Linked DNA regions of Homo sapiens: region 2 is linked to region 1. The links are chromatin loops, found by intact Hi-C in ENCODE. Cell type or tissue: CD14-positive monocyte. All regions are shown on one strand. Links, peaks and the distances in the headings refer to the core of each region. The heading gives the core; the rest is flanking DNA. Region 1 overlaps LOC105369905 (a long non-coding RNA gene). Region 2 has its middle 12 kb from the start of CLLU1-AS1.

What was found. Peaks named below come from ENCODE experiments on the same cell type or tissue, not always from the same donor. Only the 100,000 strongest peaks of a DNase experiment are listed, where the experiment ranks them.
Region 2: it touches region 1 in a loop (3-fold over the local background); 2 of 110 quality-filtered maps call a loop at or near these places.

What each region holds. Positions count from the first base shown.
Region 1 is chr12:92,589,726-92,599,559 of GRCh38, forward strand. The region is part of intron 1 of LOC105369905 (a long non-coding RNA gene); the gene reads left to right. It overlaps LOC124902983 (a long non-coding RNA gene), which reads right to left. Exons shown (of 2, transcript XR_007063406.1): 2 at 7,981-8,335. Among named protein-coding and RNA genes, the nearest start is that of PLEKHG7, 110 kb to the right of the region's middle. RefSeq lists enhancers at 3,535-4,734, 3,974-4,073. In CD14-positive monocyte, for the core only: no CTCF peak of the experiment used is centred there; DNase peaks (open chromatin) are centred at 1,976, 4,296 and 8,486; H3K27ac peaks cover 1,588 bases.
Region 2 is chr12:92,440,483-92,450,316 of GRCh38, forward strand. No RefSeq gene overlaps it. Among named protein-coding and RNA genes, the nearest start is that of CLLU1-AS1, 12 kb to the left of the region's middle. RefSeq lists enhancers at 5,101-5,210, 5,531-5,600, 5,731-5,800, 6,531-6,780. In CD14-positive monocyte, for the core only: no CTCF peak of the experiment used is centred there; DNase peaks (open chromatin) are centred at 2,539, 4,459 and 4,919; H3K4me3 peaks cover 648 bases; H3K27ac peaks cover 2,182 bases.

The DNA of each region.
Region 1 (9,834 bases), core at 641-8,640:
TTGCCACCCCTGTGTTCAAGAGTCATAACCCTTTGGAGTGCTGTGTCTCTGTGAAAGAAGACAGAGACTGGTCAGACTCAAGGCCTTCAGGAGATTTTATGAATGTGATGGTGCCCATAGCTCCATAGGAACTATGATTATCATCATCAGCCCAGCTAGCAAAACAGACCTGCTCATCACGGTTTATACATGAAAGGGAAAAACCATTTTTCCCATCTTGCAATGATGAGCTTCTCCTTTAGGTGTGTTTTTGAATGATCTCCTGCCATTTTCTCCCCAAGAACTCTTAACATTATTTGACATTCACTTCAGCATCTTGCGACTTGGGTCCAGGAACAATAAACCAAAATAACCAAGTAAAGGAAACATGCATTCTTTATTTTTTCCCCATCCAAACACTTGCTCACTTAGAGCATTCACTGGTGAAAAGCAATGCACCTCCAGCTGGAGAGGAAGAAAGCACAGGGAAACCAGGATGGAATAAGAGTGAATTTGCTATATGGAGAGAATGTCAGATTTTTGGTTTGAATGGGGAGAAAAAGAAAAAGAATAACTTCAAAGGTACTCTGCCTTTGAGCAGGGTAATCAGCACATTTCACCTCATTTTAACTGAATATAGCCTTGCAAGTCCACTGATTCTCTCCTATTTTATTGAGAAAAATCACAAGAGCTTCCCAAATTTTTCTTTTCTTTGTCAGCATTTTATAGACGATTGGGGACAAGTTCTTTGGGCACAGACAGGCCTGAATTAAATTCAAGACTTCTCTGTCATTTACCAGGTGCTTGATCTTTCCAAGGAAGTTTCCTAATTGTAAAAAGGTAAAAATCATGCTGATGTTATCAATATGTTCTGAAATTTTATTTACATAATGTATCGAAAGCCCCTAGTCCTTTCTTAAGCTTAACATAAAACTACTGGTTCTTGATCTGTGTTTAATAACATGGGTCAAATCAAGTGTTTAATAAGTGGTTAGTATTATTTCTTTGTTTTCTTTGCTAGAGATATGGAAAAGAATAAGAAAATAAGCAAGGAAAGAAGCCATGGGGATAAAAGGGTTTGGAGTGTAAACTAACACACATCTCATAACTAAAAGGACTCCTACCAATATAGGAACTACTGGAACATTGTCTCTTAACTGGTCCTCTATTTCTAGATTCTGCCTATGATCTATATCAGTAGTCTCCAAAATACAGTACGTGCAATCAAGCAGGTGTACAAAACAATCAATGGGGGAGATGGAAGAGAACATTAGAACTTCTGTATATACCCACTTTTATCAAATAAAATAAGAGATTAAGCTTTTCTGATATTTAATATGTCATGGCACTCTCAGTCTCTATGTTAGTGATCACCCCTCACATAGGATATGTGGGAAGTCTTGAGGGAAAATGGGAGTCTATAAATCACAGGAGTGGACAGTGATTCCCTAACATTTTCATTTGTTTAATAATTTATGATACATGCCCAGTTGAGTGAATACGTGGAACTATTGTCTAATTCTAACTTGCTGAAAAAATCATAAAATAAGTGAGAAACTTAAAAAGACCCCAAAAATAAATAATGGGTCAAAGATACCACAACAAAGCAAGCCACGTGGTAGAAAAAGTTGATTGTTCTCCACTTAGAAGTACTTTGTCACCATATTACAATATATGGTATAATATAATTATATACATAATAATTATAATTAGATCTGACAAGAGATTAGCTCACCTCAAGAAGATGAATTGGAATATGGATTTATACATACACTCCTTAACAATGTCACCCTAGGTAGACAATAAAATATTAGCTATAATGTTTAGTAAGACTTTAAAACTAAGTAATCAGTACACTAACAGTGTGGCTGTATTAGTCCATTCTCACACTGCTATAAAGAACTAGCTGATACTGGGTAATTTATGAAGACAAGAGGTTTAATTGACTCACAGCTCCACAGGCTGTACAGGAAGAATGGCTGGGAGGCCTCAGAAAACTTACAATCATGGCAGAAGTCTAAGGGGAAGCAAGCATTTCCTACCATGGCAGAGCAGGAGGGAGAGTGAAGAGGGAAGTGTTACACACTTTTAAACAACCAGATCTTGGGAGAACTCACTTACTATCAGGAGAACGGCAAGTGGAAAATCCGCTCCCATGATCCAATCACCTCTCACTAGGCCCCTCCTCCAACACTGAAGATCACAGTTCAACATGAGATTTGGTGGGGACAAAGAGTCAAACCATATCAATGGCTTTTGGTGAGATAAAAATTGAAAATCAAATTTTACCTCTCTCTTATGCTTTTTAATATCCACATATGTACTTTATACTGTACAAAAGTTATTAGTACAAGCATGCACGTATATAAATTACACATAAACAGAGCCTGGCACGGTGGCTCATGCCTGTAATCCCAGCACTTTGGGAGGTCGAGGAGGGCGGATCACTTGAGGTCAGGAGTTTAAGACCAGCCTGGCCAACATGGCGAAACCCCGTGTCTACCAAAAATACAAAAATTAGCCAGGTGTGGTGGTGTGCACCTGTAATTCCAGCTACTCAGAAGGCTAAAGCAGGAGAACACTTGAACCAGGGAGGCGGAGGTTGCAGTGAGCTGAGATCCTGCCACTGCACTCCAGCCTGGGTGACAGAGTGAGACTCTGCCTCAAAAAAAAGAAACAAAAAACTTACACATAAAGAGATATGAATATATGAGTGGGACATGCTCCAACATGATGGGGCATGTTACTGAAAGCTTGGAGGGCATTCCCTACGCTGATGCTGTGTGTTAGCCTTGCCTTTGGGTTATGCCACACCTCTGCTGTCTTGGTCAGCTTACACCACTATCACAGAGTACCAGCGGCTGGGCAGCTTAAACAACAAACACCTAATTCTCAGAGTTCCAGAGACTGGAAAGGTCAAGATCAAGATACCAGTACATTTGGTGTCTTGCGAGGGCCTGTTTCCTGGTCCGTAGATGGCTGTCTTCTTGCTGTGTCCTCAGCAGGTGGAAAAAGAGCTAGCTAGCTTTCTGGGGTCCCTTTTATAAGAACACCAATTCCATTCATAGGGGCTCCACTCTTATGACCTAAATACCTCTCAGAGGCCCTACCTCCCAATATCATCACATTGGGGGTTAGGATTTCAACATGTGAATATTCAGTCCATAGCACCTGCAGAAGGATCTACCTTTAACAGTTCTCTGTTGTCAAATGAATATGGTGTGAGCTACTTACAGGCACATAAGGTACTTTCTAACCTGGCCCCAGCCCTGGTAAGAAACAGACTGGCATAGGTAGTTTGAAGAGAGATTAATAGAAGGACTACAAAGATGTAGGTGGACTCTAGAGAAACTACGAGGGATAGTAATGTGGAAAGATGGGAGGAGGTGCCTGCCCCCCGACCGCAGGCCTAAAGTGGTGGAAAGGAGGAAAGAGAGAGGCTGTGTGGAGAGGGCCCTTGCTGAGACCTTCAGGGAAGGAATGCAGCCAGCTCAAGGCCACCCTGACCCCTCTCCTCTCACCCTTACCTGCGCCCTATTTACTGAATCCAACACAGAGGGAAGATATTGAGGTGGCCCACACAAGCAGCTTTCCATGACACAGAATTGAATAGAGAAGGGTAGTGGACCTGGAGAAACCAACGGAAGATATTCAAACCAATCTCTTTCCAAATTTCTCATTCATTCATTCATTCACTGATACTTTTATTTCTTCATTCAACAACTTCGATTGAGTGCTGTGTCAGGAACTGACTAGGATACTAGAGATACACCAGGAACAAGACAGTTGGTGTCCTGACCCTGATGTCTCATGCTACCTTCCAGAGAAGCAGGTAAAAAACATGGTGAGAGGTAAAATAATTACAGGTCACAATACATTCCTAGTGATAGATGCTGTGATGGGGAATAACAGGGGACTTGCATCAGGGAAAGTGGCCATGGATGATCTTCCTGAGGAGGTAAGACCTGAGGATAGAGAAGGGATTGGCCATGAAAATAGGTTGGGAAGAATATTCTACAAATAAGAAGCAGAATGTGCAGCAGCCCTGAAGTAGAACTCTGCTGTGGTGATCCAGGCACAAAAAGGAACAAGTGTGGCCAGGGTTGGGAAGTAAGAGATGGGCTCGGGACGGTGGGCAGGGACCGCCCCCTGCCAGGCTCCACCAGCTACAGTAAGGAGCTTGGGCAATGACACGTCCTTGAACCAGGGCATTTTGTAAACATCCTTCTGAACTGCTCACCCTGCCAAATATTGTGGCTTTCATGTGTCATGCCTCTGTGCCTTTGCGCATGTAGTGCCCCTGCCTAGAAACTCACCCCCTCTCTTCTACCAGACAGTTACTCATCCTGTGTGACCCAGTTTATATGTCATTTCCTGTGCGAAGCCTTTCTTGGTCTCCTCAGTCTGTCTCAGTCACTTCCTCTTCTGTGCTCCCTTAGCACTTTGTACATGTCTCCCTGCTTTGTCACTATTTGTTTACTGATCATCCCTCTCTCAGGACAGTGAACTCTTTGAAGGCAAAAGCTATTTTACGCTTCTTTGCATCCCTACCCTACTCCACCTCACACCCCCAAGCCCTTGAAGAACTGATACCATGTTCATCTTTGCATCCTCACCCTACTCTTCCCCCAACCCCTAGTTCACCTGGCCCAGGGTGTGCCACGTTAGTAACATCCAAGAATGCATGCTGCATGAATAAAGTTGCAGAAAATAGACCTCCCACTAATTCTGACCTTCAATAGCAATAATACCTGCCCAGAAGAGGCTACCAGTGAATTGTGATGTTTTAAAGCTTCCTGAGCATATAAGACAGCTGCTGGAATCCACTTAAGCAATTAGAAGTTAGATGTTCAACTAGAGTTTACAGGATGCCTTTAATCTATAAAGGATAATAATAGGTAACATTTATTAAATGCTTACTGTATACCAGTCTATTCTAGCAGCTGCACTAGAATGTATTCATTTAATCTTCAGAACAAAACTCTGAGCTGTTTACTCATACTAACCTACTTTACAGATGAGGAAACTGAGGTACAGTGGGGTTAACTGATTCAATGAGGACCACACAGCCAGTAACAGGCAGGACAGGGATTGAGACCCAGGTAGTCCAGCTCCAGAACCCAAACTCTTTTTGCGTGTGTGGATAATTTTTTTTTCTTTTGTTTTTTTGTTTGTTTGTTGTTGTTCCTGTTTTGTTTTGTTTTTGTTTTTTTGAGATGGAGTTTCACTCTTTTTGCTCAGGCTGGAGTGCAGTGGCACAATCTCGGCTCACTGCAACCTCCGCCTCCCGGGTTCAAGCAATTCTCCTCCTCAGCCTCCTGAGTAGCTGGGACTACAGGTGGACACCACCATGCCTAGCTAAGTTTTTGTATTTTTAGTAGAGACAGGGTTTCACCATATTGGCCAGGATGGTCTCTATCTCCTGACCTCGTGATCTGCCTGCCTCGGCCTCCCAAAATGCTGGGATTACAGGCGTGAGCCACCACGCCCAGCCACTTTTTTTTTTAATTTATTTTTTAACTTTTAGTTTCAGGGTTACATGTGCAGGTTTGCTCTATAAATACACTGCATGTCAAGGGAGTTTGGTGTACATATTATTTCATCACCCAGGTAATTACCATACTACCCAATAGGTAGTTTTTTGATTCTCACCCTCCTACCCTCCACCCTCTAGTAAGCCCCAGTGTCTATTGTTCCCTTCTCTGTGTCCATGCATATTCAATGTTCAGCTCCCAGTTATAAGTAACAACATGCGGTGTTTGGCTTCCTGTTCCTGCATTAGTTCACTTAAGACAGTGGCCTCCAGCTCCATCCATGTTGCTGCCATCTCTAACAGACTCCCTTCAAAGATAGAAAAATAGCAATAATAATTTCCTGTTTGTGGATGAAGCTAATACTATAAAAGTTCGTCTTCCTCATCATTATCATTTACAGTCACATCATCTCTCCAAAAGAGATGGATTTGTGTAGACTCGTTGTCATTCTCAGTACCATATGTGCACAATGGCTGCTCATATTTAGTGGAGGGTCTTCATTGTCTGCCCTACCCCATCAAGGAAATAGAAAAATCTCTGTCTGTCTCTCATGGGTATTTTGCCCTGGAGGACACTCAATGCATATTTCTTCAATTAAACCAACCCAACTAAGGAATGTACCTTAAGTGAGAGAGACTTAGTTCACACCTTGAACCAGCTGATTCATGGTAGACCCAGCCCTTCATTACTCTGGGCATGAGTTTCCTCATAGAGAAAAAATTAAATGAGAAATTCTCTTAAGATTGTATCTAGCTCTAAAAATTGGTGAAATTTAGGAATACAAGTCCATGTAAAACTATAATTTCTTTTATTTAGGTGATGGATACTCTCACACTTTGTATCAGCCTATTAACTGCACATGATTAAAAATCTCACAAAACAGGATATGAGAATTTATCGCTTATCAAGGGCCAGAAATAATATCAGTTCTGAAAAACAGAAGCAGAATTCAAAACAACCTGAGGCCTGCACAGAATTTCTTATTACTCCGTCCTGTCCCGTGGCCAGTGAATACAATAAAATGTGACAAGAGAGATTTTCTCCATGTTGGTGACAGACTAGAACCCTTGCACTCAGGGCATGTTTGGGAGCAGCAGCCCCTGGGGCCCTCATTGTGGAGGATGTAATCAGTGTTCCCTACTGAGCCCTCATTGGTATATGGAGACAGATGTGTTTTTCTTTAAACTGTCATGAAAATTGCAGCGATATGGACACAGGCTATTGAGTCATGCGGGGATAAGGTAATGAGTGGAACGCTGTTGACAGGAGAGATGGGAAGGGCTAGAGGGGCTAAGGAGGCAGGAGAGTCACAATTCATACTCCAAGTGTGGCTTAGTGCAGAGATTATTCTGCAGAGAGCTGCTCCAGTGAGATAACCAATTGCATGATTCTGAGCGAGTCACCCGATCTCCTGTTTATAAAATGAGGAGGCTGGATTCAATCAGGAGTTTTCGAACTGAATCCGTAGAAGAGAAGCATCTCATGGAAAAACCAAGTGGGTGGAGAGAGGCACAAACCTAAGTGATCATGCTCTTGACCCTCCATTCCATCTCTTCCACTCTCATCTCTACTTTTACATGTTTTGCATTGGAGTTCAACAAAAGAGTGTATTTCAAAAAAGGTAGGCTATTATAAAGAATAAAGATTTTGAAGCCACGTAGATTAGATGACCTCAAACATCCCCTCCCAACTTTTGCTATGAGTCCACGAAATCATTAACAAATAAGCAGGCATACACTTGCCTTCCCAATTCATTTTCACACCCCCAGCAAATATCTCAGAGTAAATTAAAAGTAATTCTTTTGAAGTTGCCCACTTTTTTCTTTGCCCAGCAGTAGATCCCCCAGCTCCTTGATAAAATAGTCTAACTTATTAAAATCACCAATGATCTCTCTTCACCAGAAAATAAGGCTGGCTTTCAGCCAGAAAACTGATGTGACTTGTTTTACTGATTTCCCAAAATCATTATTCTCTTTCTGCCTCATCATGATAATAATTATTATTGTTATTATTCATGACAGAGTCCTTGCATAATCAACTCTAATATCACACGTAAGCCTTCTTGTCTCTACCACCTGAGCAGAGGTTGGCAGCATTCCTCCCAGTGTTTGATCAAAATGCTGCCACTCCGATGAATCCCAACTAGTCTGCAGTCTCATGATGCTGCACACAGTCACCTGAATCTTCTGTATGGTAAAAAACAAAAGGCCTCCATTTGCTGGAAAAGGCTCTGAGGTGGGGGAGGGATGATAGAGCCACATTAAATTGAAGTGAGTAAATACAAAGCAAGCCATCTTTGTGCATAGAATAAGATAAGGGAAATTGAGAATGGTCCACCATATCACTAAATACAGCCATATGATCTGATTCCATGGCAATTGGCCCAGCCAGACCTGTGGAATTTGCCCAGTCATAATTGGGCTGCTTTTCTATACCTAATGGATCCCAGAATGAAATCACACTGACATCCCAGAAAGCTTTTCATTTGTTATCAGACAGCTTTGGTTCAAATATCATGGTGAGGGAGAAACACTGACAACATTGTATTTCAGCTCTTGGAAGCCGTTCCAACTTTTCATCACATAGACCGTCCCTTCAAAGTTTTGTGCTTGTTCCATTTTGCAGTGTTGGAAATTATATACACAGTGCCACACATGTTGAGGCATTTCTCTGATGCATTCTCTATACTGGAAAGATGCAGACAGTGAGCAAATACTTGCTTGCTGCCTCAGTTCCCTCCTACACCTAAGGTAGAAGCTGAAAATTGATGACAACACTCTTTACTAAATCCAGATGCAGCCTCAAAACAGTTTGTAGAGCATCTGCAAAAAAAAAAATTCATGTGAGTTGACACTTAAGATGAAACTTATTCTCCACCCTGAATGTACACTAGGTAGTCATGGATTTAACATTTATAATTTCAACCATTCAGAAATACCCATCAAGATCATGATAGCTATACAACTTGGCTTAGTCACATAGCTGAGTCACTCGTGATGAAAAGATCCCTCAGCTGAAGAATGAGTCTAACTCTTCCCCATATTGATATCTGAAATACAATATGGGGGATTTTCTTTCTTTTTAAAAAAAAAAAAAATTATGATTAAAACAAAAATGCAGACTATACATTACAGACTAGTACTTATAAATTTGGAGAGTTAAAAATTTTTCCTAACAGATCTCTTCATAAAGGTTCCTGTTATTTAAAACCCCACTATAATAACTACTACTATTGATATCCATGCACAACACAGGCCTGATCCTTAATTCATTCATTGTCTCCACTGTTATCATCTCAATCAATGATGTGAACATTTACAAAGTTGTTCAGAGCAGAAACTTGGAGGTCAAGCTTCAATTGCTCTCTGAGCTCCCCATGCCCTACTCTGAAAATATTCTACAGATTCTACCTTAAAAATATACCACAATCTGCCCACTAATCTTCCACTTTGATTTCTGCCATCTTGATCCAGCCATTTGTCATATCTTTCCCACACTATTGTTCCTGACTGATCTCTTCCCCTGTCTGCTTCCCATTCTACTCTCTGTTTTTTCTATTGTATGCTCAAAGTGTGGGTCTACAACAAGGTAAGGTGCTTACATCAGAATATATATGTAAATCAATGCACTCCTTCTTTCATTTTGTCTGTCCATAAGCTCAGCTAAAAAGTGTTCTAGGTGATATACTTGATTTATGTCTGCACAAGCTCCTTTTCACCACAGACAGAGAGCCACAGGTTGCAGACCAGCCCATGTGCAGACCACAGGTTAGGCAACACTGGCATCACAACCCCAAATAATGAGGCCTTTGCCTACTTCTCAAACTTCATTTTGAGCCTACCTGCCTTTTCTTCCTCTGTTCCAACCACAGTGGGCTCCTTTTGGATCTTAGACATAACCATGCTGTTTTAGAGACATAACTACCTTAACCACACCTGTCCTAAAGAGGGCACTTGCTCTTCCCTTAGCTGGGAATACTCTGTCTCTGACTTTTTACTTATAAATGACATTTTCTAATACCCTCTGTATTAGTCCATTTTCACACTATTATAAAGAACTACCTGAGACTGGGTAATTTATAAAGAAAAGAGGTTTAATTGACTCACAGTTCCACATGGCTGGGGTGGCCTCAGGAAACTTACAATCACAGCAGAAAGCAAGCGGGAAGCAAGGTACATCTTACATGGTGGCAGGAGACAGAGATAGCAACGGGGGAAGTGCCACATTTTAAAACCATCAGATTTCCTGAGAACTCACTAACTATTATGAGAACAGTGAGGGGAAAACTGCCCCCATGATCCAATCACCTGCCACCAGGTCC
Region 2 (9,834 bases), core at 580-8,579, 150 kb before region 1:
ACTATGAATAGACTATGAATAGTCAAGAGGGAGGTCGAGGAAAAGGGAATTCCCCTTAACATGGCAGATCAAATATTTAAATTTTAATGACATATTAGATGGAATATAAGAAGTTTTTGTGTTATGAAATAAAAAGAACTCATTCTTTTAAAAAATGGCAATCCAATATTTATACACGTTCTTCTATCTTATAGCATGACTGAATTCGAAGTGTTCTTGTTCATGTCTCCTTCTCTGAGAAAGAGTAAGTGCCTCCACAAACACATTCACTGGGAGTCCAGAAGTGGAGAGTATCGTGTTTTCACTGTTCAAGGTCACGTAGTGGTTCCTGGCCCAAACAAGTAGGAGCTTTCTAAAATTAAAGGCAACTATCCATAAAGGTTCCTTCATCTGCTGTCTCCTAGTCCATTGGCAGGACTTGGCAGGGAAAGCCCTCTTCTTGATAGAGATATTGGACCTCCAACCTATCTCTTCATCTTCTCCCATACATCTCCTCCATACAGGGTTGTCAGGTCAGTAATCCCTACTGGCCATTTAGAAGGTGACATTTATCAATTATAATTAGGTGACTTAGGAGGCTTACTCAACTCCCCAGAATCTCAGTGTCCTCATCTGTGAAACTGGAAATAATAAAGCCTATTTCATAAACCTAATTCTTCATATTAAATGGGATAACATATATAAAGCACTTAGCACATGCTATGACCCCAGAAGATACAGATTCACAGAGCAGATGGAGCACTGCTGTGTCTCATGATACTCAAGCTTGAATATCAAGCTTGACTCCCATTCTGCTAATTCTCCCTCTGGCTACTAGGACATCTTGACTTTCAGGGTCTGGACTCTGGGCCTTAAGGGAAAGCTAAGACTCGTCCTTGTATTTCTACTTTATGTAGGTAGAAGCTGATCTGCATTAGGGCTGGTTGCTCCCTTCTCCCCATCTCAAGCCCCAGAATCTCTTCTTGTATTAATCTCTCTCCCAAAGTTCTTGCTGAGGTCAGATTTCATAGTCCTGCTTTTTCAGCACCTGTTCTTAATTAGTTCAAACTTTTGCAGGTTTTCTTTCAGGCCATATTTTATTTGTTTCCTCAGAAACTCCTCTTAGACTACATCCTTTATCTCCAGACACCTGGGATCCACATTGATTCTTTTATTTTCCACAATTTCTAACCCTGAACAGCTGCATGAATGTAAGCAAGCTTCTAAGCATAGATGGGTGGGTGGTTGGGATGTGTACACGTTATTCATTCATTCAGTCATACATTTATTATTTATAAACTACTTATTGAACACTTCCTAGTGCTTGGAATTTTTTTAAAAATCTCAAGCGATATGCATATCAATACAAAATAATTTCAGTTCTCAAGAAACTTAATCTTGGGAAGGATAAACAAAGACTTATAATACAATATGGTGCAAGATTTACAATAAAGCAGTGGTTCTCAGCATTGGCTGAATAATAGAACCACCTGGCTATATTATATAGTGATGCTTGACTCCAACTCAGACCAATGAAATCAAAATCCCTGTGAGTAAGACCTGGGCATTGCTATGTTTTGATAGCTTTCCAGGTGATTCCATTCTGCAGGGAGGTTTGAGAATCCCTTGGATAGAGGGAAGTATGGGCTGCCTTGGGACCACAATTAAGAGGTCCCTACTCTAATTGGTAAGGTGCTAAAGGCTGCAAAGGGAAGATGACATCTGAGCTAAGTCTTTTTTTTTTTTTTTTTTTTTTTTTTTTGAGACAGAGTCTCGCTCTGTCACCCAGGCTGAAGTGTAGTGGCATAATCTCGGCTCACTGCAACCTCCGCCTCCTGGGTTCAAGCAATTCTCCTGCCTCAGCTGCCCCAGTAGCTGGGATAACATGCACCCGCCACTATGCTTGGCTAATGTTTTGTATTTTTAGTAGAGATGGGGTTTCACCATGTTGACCAGGCTGGCTCAAACTCCTGACCTCAAGTAATCTACCCACCTTGGCCTCCCAAAGTGCTGGGATTACAGGCATGAGCCACCACACCCGGCCCTGAGCTAAGTCTTGACAAATGAGTTGCCCAAGTGAAGATGTGGGAAAGCCATTTCAAGGGCAGAGGAACAAGATGAGTTCATAGAACTGCCTGTAATTTTGGGTACAGTTTAGAGAGTGCTAAATGCTAAAGCATTTAGCCTGTCTCTGGCAGGCAAAAGGAGAGTCATTGAAGGATTGTTAAAAAGGAAATAATATGGTCAGTATTATATACATCTGAAGTACCAAGACATCAGTTGGGGAGCAAATTTTACTTTCATTGCATCTTGCCCCAGCAGAACTATCTCCCTTTAATAAGACCTTTAAAACTGTTGGCACCTCCCTGGCTTCAAACATTAGAAACAGGAAACTCTACCCATGAGCTAACCTTCACCCCATCCTTTCCTGAAACAAAGAACATCTGTTCTCCCACTTGGATGTGCCTGGAGTAAAGAGGGGCGCCTAAGTATTCTCAGTTGACTACAGAGAAATGATTGGCGTCACGTAGATTAGTCATACATACATGCAGATGATGACATAGTCAAATGTATTGAGACATTTTAGTTCCAAAAAGTAAGTGTTTTGTTTCTGATACAGTGCTGTCACCCTTGGCCAGGGAAACCCAGGGATCATAGCTGCTACAGATAAATTATGATTTATTCCTTGGAAGAGGGCCTGAACTCAAAAGAAATTAAGTAGTAATAACACTTGAAAATTCTCTTTCTCCAATTTCAGTATGCAAATCTATTTACATATCAACCAAGCCTTTGGGACAGGTTAGTTATTGTTTGTGGTGGTAGTGGTTGTGTTGTTTATGTTTGAGTTTTGTGTTTTTCTTTAATTCTGAGATACATTATCAATTTAATGACAACTTTGCAGGATAAAAAAGGAGGAGGAGAAAGAAGGGGAGGAAGAGAAAGGGGAAGAGGAGGAGAAGAAGGGAAAAAAGAGAAAAAATGATTAAATTTAATTTGTGTTCTAATTGTGAAACAATCTAATTTCAAAAATGTTAAAATCTGTGTGTTGGGTTAGAGATGGGAAAAGTATGCTGTATAATAAAAAAAAAATCCCCAGGAGGAAAATGAAATATTTTTAGAGGTACTAGGAATTTTATAGTCAATGGGATCCAAAGCTGTATTTTTAGACAGAGAAATCTGAGGCACAGGTAGACGAGAAATTTTCTTCAAATTCTCGAGGGAATTACTTAGTAGTGAAGCTGGAATCAGAAACCTCATTTCTCAGCCTCAAGTTTGGTTTGCTTTCCATGACACCCTAGAATATTCCAACTAATATCTGAGAAGCAAAAAAGCATCTCATCCTTTCTACTCATATTTCTGGCTGAGGGAACTATTCAAAGAGATAAAGTACATGAATAAATAAAAAATGTGTATCACAGCTAAGTACATCTTAGCAAAGAAATAAGCAAAAGACTATGGTGCCTCAGTTCTCAACACTCTCTTTTGTTCATTTATTTAGTGGCTGTTATCTTGAGTAGGTGATTCTTGCATATCAAATTGCATTTTGGTGTGTCAAAGTGACTGGTTTTACTTGTTTGTTGGTTCCTAAAGCTAATTATTATTTTTAACACCTTTTGATATGCTAAATCAGGCTAATGAGACTAAAATGGGATTTCTCATGGGTTTATTAGTCATCAACACCATCTTACATATGTGTATATATGTTTTAATGCTTTCAAAGTGTAAATAAATGATTATACTTGAGACTCATACAAATATCATAAAGCAGCTTTTTCCTTAGTATTCCTCCTAGAAAATAGATATTTCATTGGCAGAGTCGTGGTGAAAGATGTGGTGTCATACAATAAATTTACTTCAGCCAGCTGTGCGAGCTTAAGTTACCCAGTTCTTTTCTGCCTCAGTGGCCTCTTCTGTAATATGGACTGATAGGGGATCTCACATGCCTGTGTTTAGAATTAAGTCGGATAATTCATGTAAAGTGCTTAGCAAGTCACCTGGCCTATTATAACTAGCCATTATTGTTTGCTAGAACATTTATCTGTTCACAAATTATGCATTGATTGCCTATAATAACTAAACTTGAGGAATGCTTATTACGTACCACGTACTATTCGAAGCACATCACAAGTAGTAACTCATTTCATTTTTATAATGACTCTTTGAGGTAAGAACTATTATTACCATCTCTGCTTTACAAATGAGGAAATTGAGGCATAGAGACGTAAAGTCACTTGTTCAAAGCCTAGCATCTGGGAAACAGTAGAGGTGGGACTCAAACTCAGAAAGCCTGGCTATAGGCTCTGCTCTGCTGTCTCCCGGGATTGGCCACATGCTAAGCATTGGGGCAACAGCAATGAGGCCCATAGGGTTTCTGCTCTCAAGGAGATCACTATAAATCAGCCCCGGGAGATGATCCCTAAAAGAGAAGTACGTCGTTTGCAAAATGACAGCACAGACGCACGAGTTCTGAACTCTTCCTCAGAGTTTGGGGAAGTTGTTTAGCCCTGCTTTCTGCCCTCTCTATGGGTCACACACATACTCCGAGTGAAGAATGACGGAGTTACCCATCTTCTGGCTCCTTCCCGTGACACTGGCTACCCTATGCTAAAAACCAGCCCCCAGATTCCACATCCCTGAATGTCTTATTTACAGGTTCTGTCATTTTCATGATAACCTTTCTAATGTTCTAAATTTCCTTTCTGTGGGTTGTCAAGCAAATTCATTCTCGGCAGTCAGTAAGAACTCCTTGTTCAAAATGCCACACATTACAGAGTCAATGATTCTAAACACATTTTTTTTTAGTGCATCCAACTTATAAGCTGCAGTGCTAGAAACAAATTCACACTCCCTTTACACTACAGTGCCATCTTTTCCGAGGGTGGGGCTCGCGTTTCTTCACCATCCAGTTTCTCATACGTAGATTATGATTTCTGCTTTTGCCAAACAGGACATTGTTTGACCAAGTCCTTATGGGAGGAAGCACAGCCCAGTGAGCAGAACAATGATTTGAAAGTCCTGGGTTCTATTTTCAGCTCCTCTGTTGACTAGCTGCGCATTCAGCCCTAGGAAGGTCAAAAGCAGAATGGCCTTGCTTTGACGACTTTCTCTGCATGTACAGCTCTAGATGGAAAATATATCAGGCATCTGGCTCTCAGCCTTGAGGAGCTGGTCTTTGGAGAATACATGTGTAGTCACACTTTGTTTTCATTTTTAAAGCAAAAGAACAAAACAAACTCTCTAGGGGGAAAATGGGCTGGTAGAGAATGGAAGAGAGAAACCTAATAACATTTTAAACAATCCAGGAGTTAAGGGATTGCTTGAGTCATTCAGATCAAAGAAGGCTCTTTGGCACAAGTTGGAGTCTCCGGCATTTGAAAATGGAAGAGGCAAAGAGGAGGAAGCTTTGAGAGACTTTTTCAAACCGGGACGGTAGCAGATACTCAGAACTCTGCCTGTAGGGACCAGGCGGGGAACTCAGGCAGGTTAAGGCCTGTGGGCAAACTGGAAAGCCCAGGCCACCTGTGAAGTGGTCTGCTGCTAGTGATACCAGATGCTTGTTGTGGAAGAAGGAAGTTACTCTTGCCAGAACAGCTGAATTTTCAAGAGAAACTGAACATTGAGATTTTTGTCATTAGAACCCCTGATTTTTTTACATGATGAAATCTAATCATCATTTTTAAACTTTTAAAGGGGCACTGAGCAGGCAAGATCAAACATATAGCCTAAGCAATGTACTCCCCATGTCTCTTCTATATGTAGATGGGGTGTGGTTCCTTAAGGGCTTTAGTTGTATGTTCTGTGAATGAATAGAGGCTAGATTCCAGACAAAAATGATTAGCAGTGACTCAACTTTAGCTGCACTTTGGAATACCTGGGTGTTACCTGGGACTGCAGCCTGAGCACTGGGATTTTATAAATGCTTCTCAAGTGATTCCAGCATGCAACCATGAATAAGAACCACTATGTTAGGATATTGCGAGAAGGTTTAAGCATTACAGAAAGTTGGGTTTTAACTTGATAAGATACATAATCTTATCAAGACACATGTGATCTCTGAACATGGATCAGGGAATTGACATTCAATATAAATGGCATTTTCTTTTCTTTTTTTAGACTCTTTTGAGAGTTCCAGTTAAAAACTCTCTAGCATCATTGCTGATGGCCGTAATTAATATCTTTGGGTTCATTAGCAATCAGCTAACAACAGACATCCATTGGCAAAACAAGGGTATAGTGGTAGAGGTCAAACACAACGAAAGCCAAAGGACAAGTGCAAGCCCTGAGCACAGATAAGTATTTACAGGGAAAATTAACTTTTTTTCTGATGGCCATGAAGCAAAATAGACAGTAGAGCAAAGGGAGCCTTTTACAAGAGCAGTTCAATCTTTGTCCACATTCTAATGGCTATAAAACTCACCATGAAGCTAGCAAATGGTGCATACAACTAATACTTTCAGTCTTTTCTTCCTTATTTCACAGGTCTTATGCATTATAAATAACACGACTAAGTCTCAGCGGTTGTATCCATGGCTAGTTCTTATTTCAGCTTTGGTTCCTCTTGCTATTTACTATGTTTCTCATAAAAGATGTTAGTGTGGATTGAGTATATGAAATCATGTACAATGGAATGTTAAATGGGGCATTCCCTCTTGTCTAGGTATATCAGAAGAGGCCCAATACACTTGGTGCCAAGGAAGCTCACCTTCTAAAACCAGATGGTAGCTTGCCTATAAAAGGATACACTAAGAGGTTCTACCCAAGTTATCACATTGGCAGCCTCCAGCTTATCAAGAGAGACTTTAAAGAACTTGGCAGTGGGGATCTTTCTAGAGGGCGTTGTCAATTTAGGAAGCATCTTCGTCTTCATGCCTCACCTTTCCGATAAGTTTGTTTCTTCCTTAATGCAAACAAAATGAGAGACACTTTGATGGGACCACTTGCAGAGCTTGACATGTGTCATCTGGATTTTAACAGACAGATATCATTGAGATATCTGACTCACACCTGAAAACACTGTAACTAGAACTACTCTCTCTCTCTCTCTCTCTTTCTCTCTCTCTCTCTCTCTCTCTCTCTCTCTCTCTTTATGCCTAAAACAGAGCTATGTGGAGGCTAAGCAGGACTTCCAAAATTTGAAACAAATAAGGAACCTGTTCAAAGAAGGCAGATTGAGGCATCTTGAAAGAAATTGCCTGGCAGGGTGTCATGACTCCATTAGGGGGAACGTACCATTTGAAGCCAAGAGAATAAAGAAGTCATGGATGACTAGCTTGAGAAGGCGTAACTGGAGTCAGGGAAACAGTTACTGAGAGAGATGTCCTGCAATGTAGGGAAAAAGAGGGAGCTTCCCCAAACTCAACACAATGCTCTATGAAACACACATCAGTTGGGATGTTCACTAAACTCAGAGGATCACAATGACAGATTATAAGAGCGCCAGTCAAGTTAGAACTTCTTATTCCATCTTACGACCTTCCTCTTCCTCCCCTACACTCCTCTGTATTCTTCCTCTTGCTCCCCCACAGCCTCTATACTCTGAGAAGCAGTCTCTTGCTCTGCTCCTTCTGTGAATTGTTAATTCAATTATTTCAAATTTCTCACTTCATTCTCTGTCTAGTGGGTGTGAGTCCTGGGTGTCTGGGGATCTCATATGTGATTTATTGTGGTCAGAATGCAAAAATATAGGCAAAATCATAACATAGTAGTTAAATTTATAATTATTTGGATTATTGAAATACATCTATAAAAAGTATTTTATAATTTGTTTTGAATACTTTGTCTTTGGAGAGGCCAGAAATCACAGACAGGAAAGGAGGAGGAGATAGAGAGAGGAGAAGATGGGGAAACCAACCTGGCCTCTCCTCCTACTCCTGGATTTCCAATCTGATAACAGAGTTGTGAGAAAAGACAGAGCTTAAGTTTACATGGATAAGACTTTTGACTAGACTTTTTACTACCTTGGAAAAAAGCTTTTTTAAAAAATTTATTACCTGTTGGTAATCAGAAAAGCCAAGAGAGAACTACTCAGAGTTTTATTAGTTAGAGGAACCTGGGGATTGAGGGTGAGTACTCAAAATGTCAGGTTTGGAGGGGCAGAAGCAAAATTTAAAAAATTGTTTATACCTGCAACCTGTCAAGTCCAGTTTACACAATAATACAAAATAAACCAATTTAACTTGAACACATAAAATGTTTTCATGATGTGGATTCAATTTAACAAGGGCACAACATGATACCACAGTCATCTTTCAAAATTCTCATCTTTAGGATTCAGCTTTGGTACCTTAAAGATATATTGGGTTACAGCAACATTTCTGCAGGAAGCTAATATGTATTCCTTAAAAAGAGTTCCATGATCAAAGATATTGGTGACAAACTTGTTCACTCAAAAAATAAATAGAGGCCAGCCATGGTGGCTCATGCCTGTAATCCCAGAACTTTGGCAGGACAAGGCAGGAGGATCACTTGAGCCCCAGAGTTGGAAACCAGCCTAGACAATATAGCAAGACCCTGTCTCTAAAAAAGAAATAGCTGAAAGTGGTGGCATGTGCCTGTAGTCCCAGCTACTTGGGAGGCTGAGGTGTGATGATCATCTGAGTCCAGGAATTTAAAGCTGCTGTGAACTATGAAGGCTCCATTGCACCCCAGCCTGGGTGACAGAGCAAGACCCTACCTCAAAAAGTAAAATAAATAAATAAGTAAGTAGGGTTTTTTTTTGTTGTTTTTTGTTTTGTTTTGTTTTTAACTGTAGGTCTCCTAGAATGTTTTAATGTGTGTTGTAAGGGAACAATTCTATAAGAAAGAATACCTGGTGGTGGCATTTTCAAGCTCATTTGTTCAAAGGCTGTTATTATTCCCAAATATTTAGGCTTCCATTTATTAAATATTTGCTGAACATCTACCATGTGCAGGCATGGGGGATGGGTGTTGGGGTTTAATTAAATATATCAAATGGGCTCCTCTCACTCAAAGATCTTATGATCTAATGGATTGCTTATTTTAGTCCTCATCTTAGTTTGAAAATCTCTTTGGAGAGATCTGTTCTATGCCATTTTTCAGATTTCTGCCACTGCAAAACTATTTGTTAACACAAAAATACAAATTACCTGAGGAAGAAGTTGTGTTGTAAAATAGATGTGTTTTTATAAAACAAAATTTAAAAGTGCATTCACAACCAAGCATAACAAATATGCTTTGGTCACCTTTCCTTTCTGTCCTTGATCAACTTCAGCTGATTATGGAAAATTCTTGATAAAGTTATAAAGTCATCCACCTCTTTTTTCTCTAGGTCTAACTCCTTTCCTTGTATTGGACGTCAAATCCCCACATTCTACTCTTTCTGCTCCCTCAGAAAAGATCTGACATCAGTCATTCGGATTGGTGTGGGCTTCCTGTGAGATATTTTGACAAAGGTTTTCTTTATGTGTTAGCACTGAACAGTTTTGGCAATTTTCTTCCCCTTCACCAGCCTACTACACATGACCACACAGGTGTTTACATATGTACATACACACACGTGCACACTTACCTTCCTTCAAAACAGGCCAAATGCAACATCTTGTCTCCTTCTTGCAGGCAAAGTAGGAGACCTGTGTTGAGTGACAGAATTCCTTTACCTTCTGGGCTATAGCATCCCAGAGAATGTCCTCACCTGGGAGTTTTCTATGCATGGCTTTCCTTGATTCCCAGGAAGATCTACATCCAGTTAACTTAACTATGGCAGCTGAATCCTGACAATGGTGTGAAGGAAAACATGGTGGATACAAATGAGCACCATGGGTACAGCTTGATGATGTCCAGCTTTATGCATAATGTGGACTGGCAGGGCCTTTGATCATGCCTCAATAGCTGTGA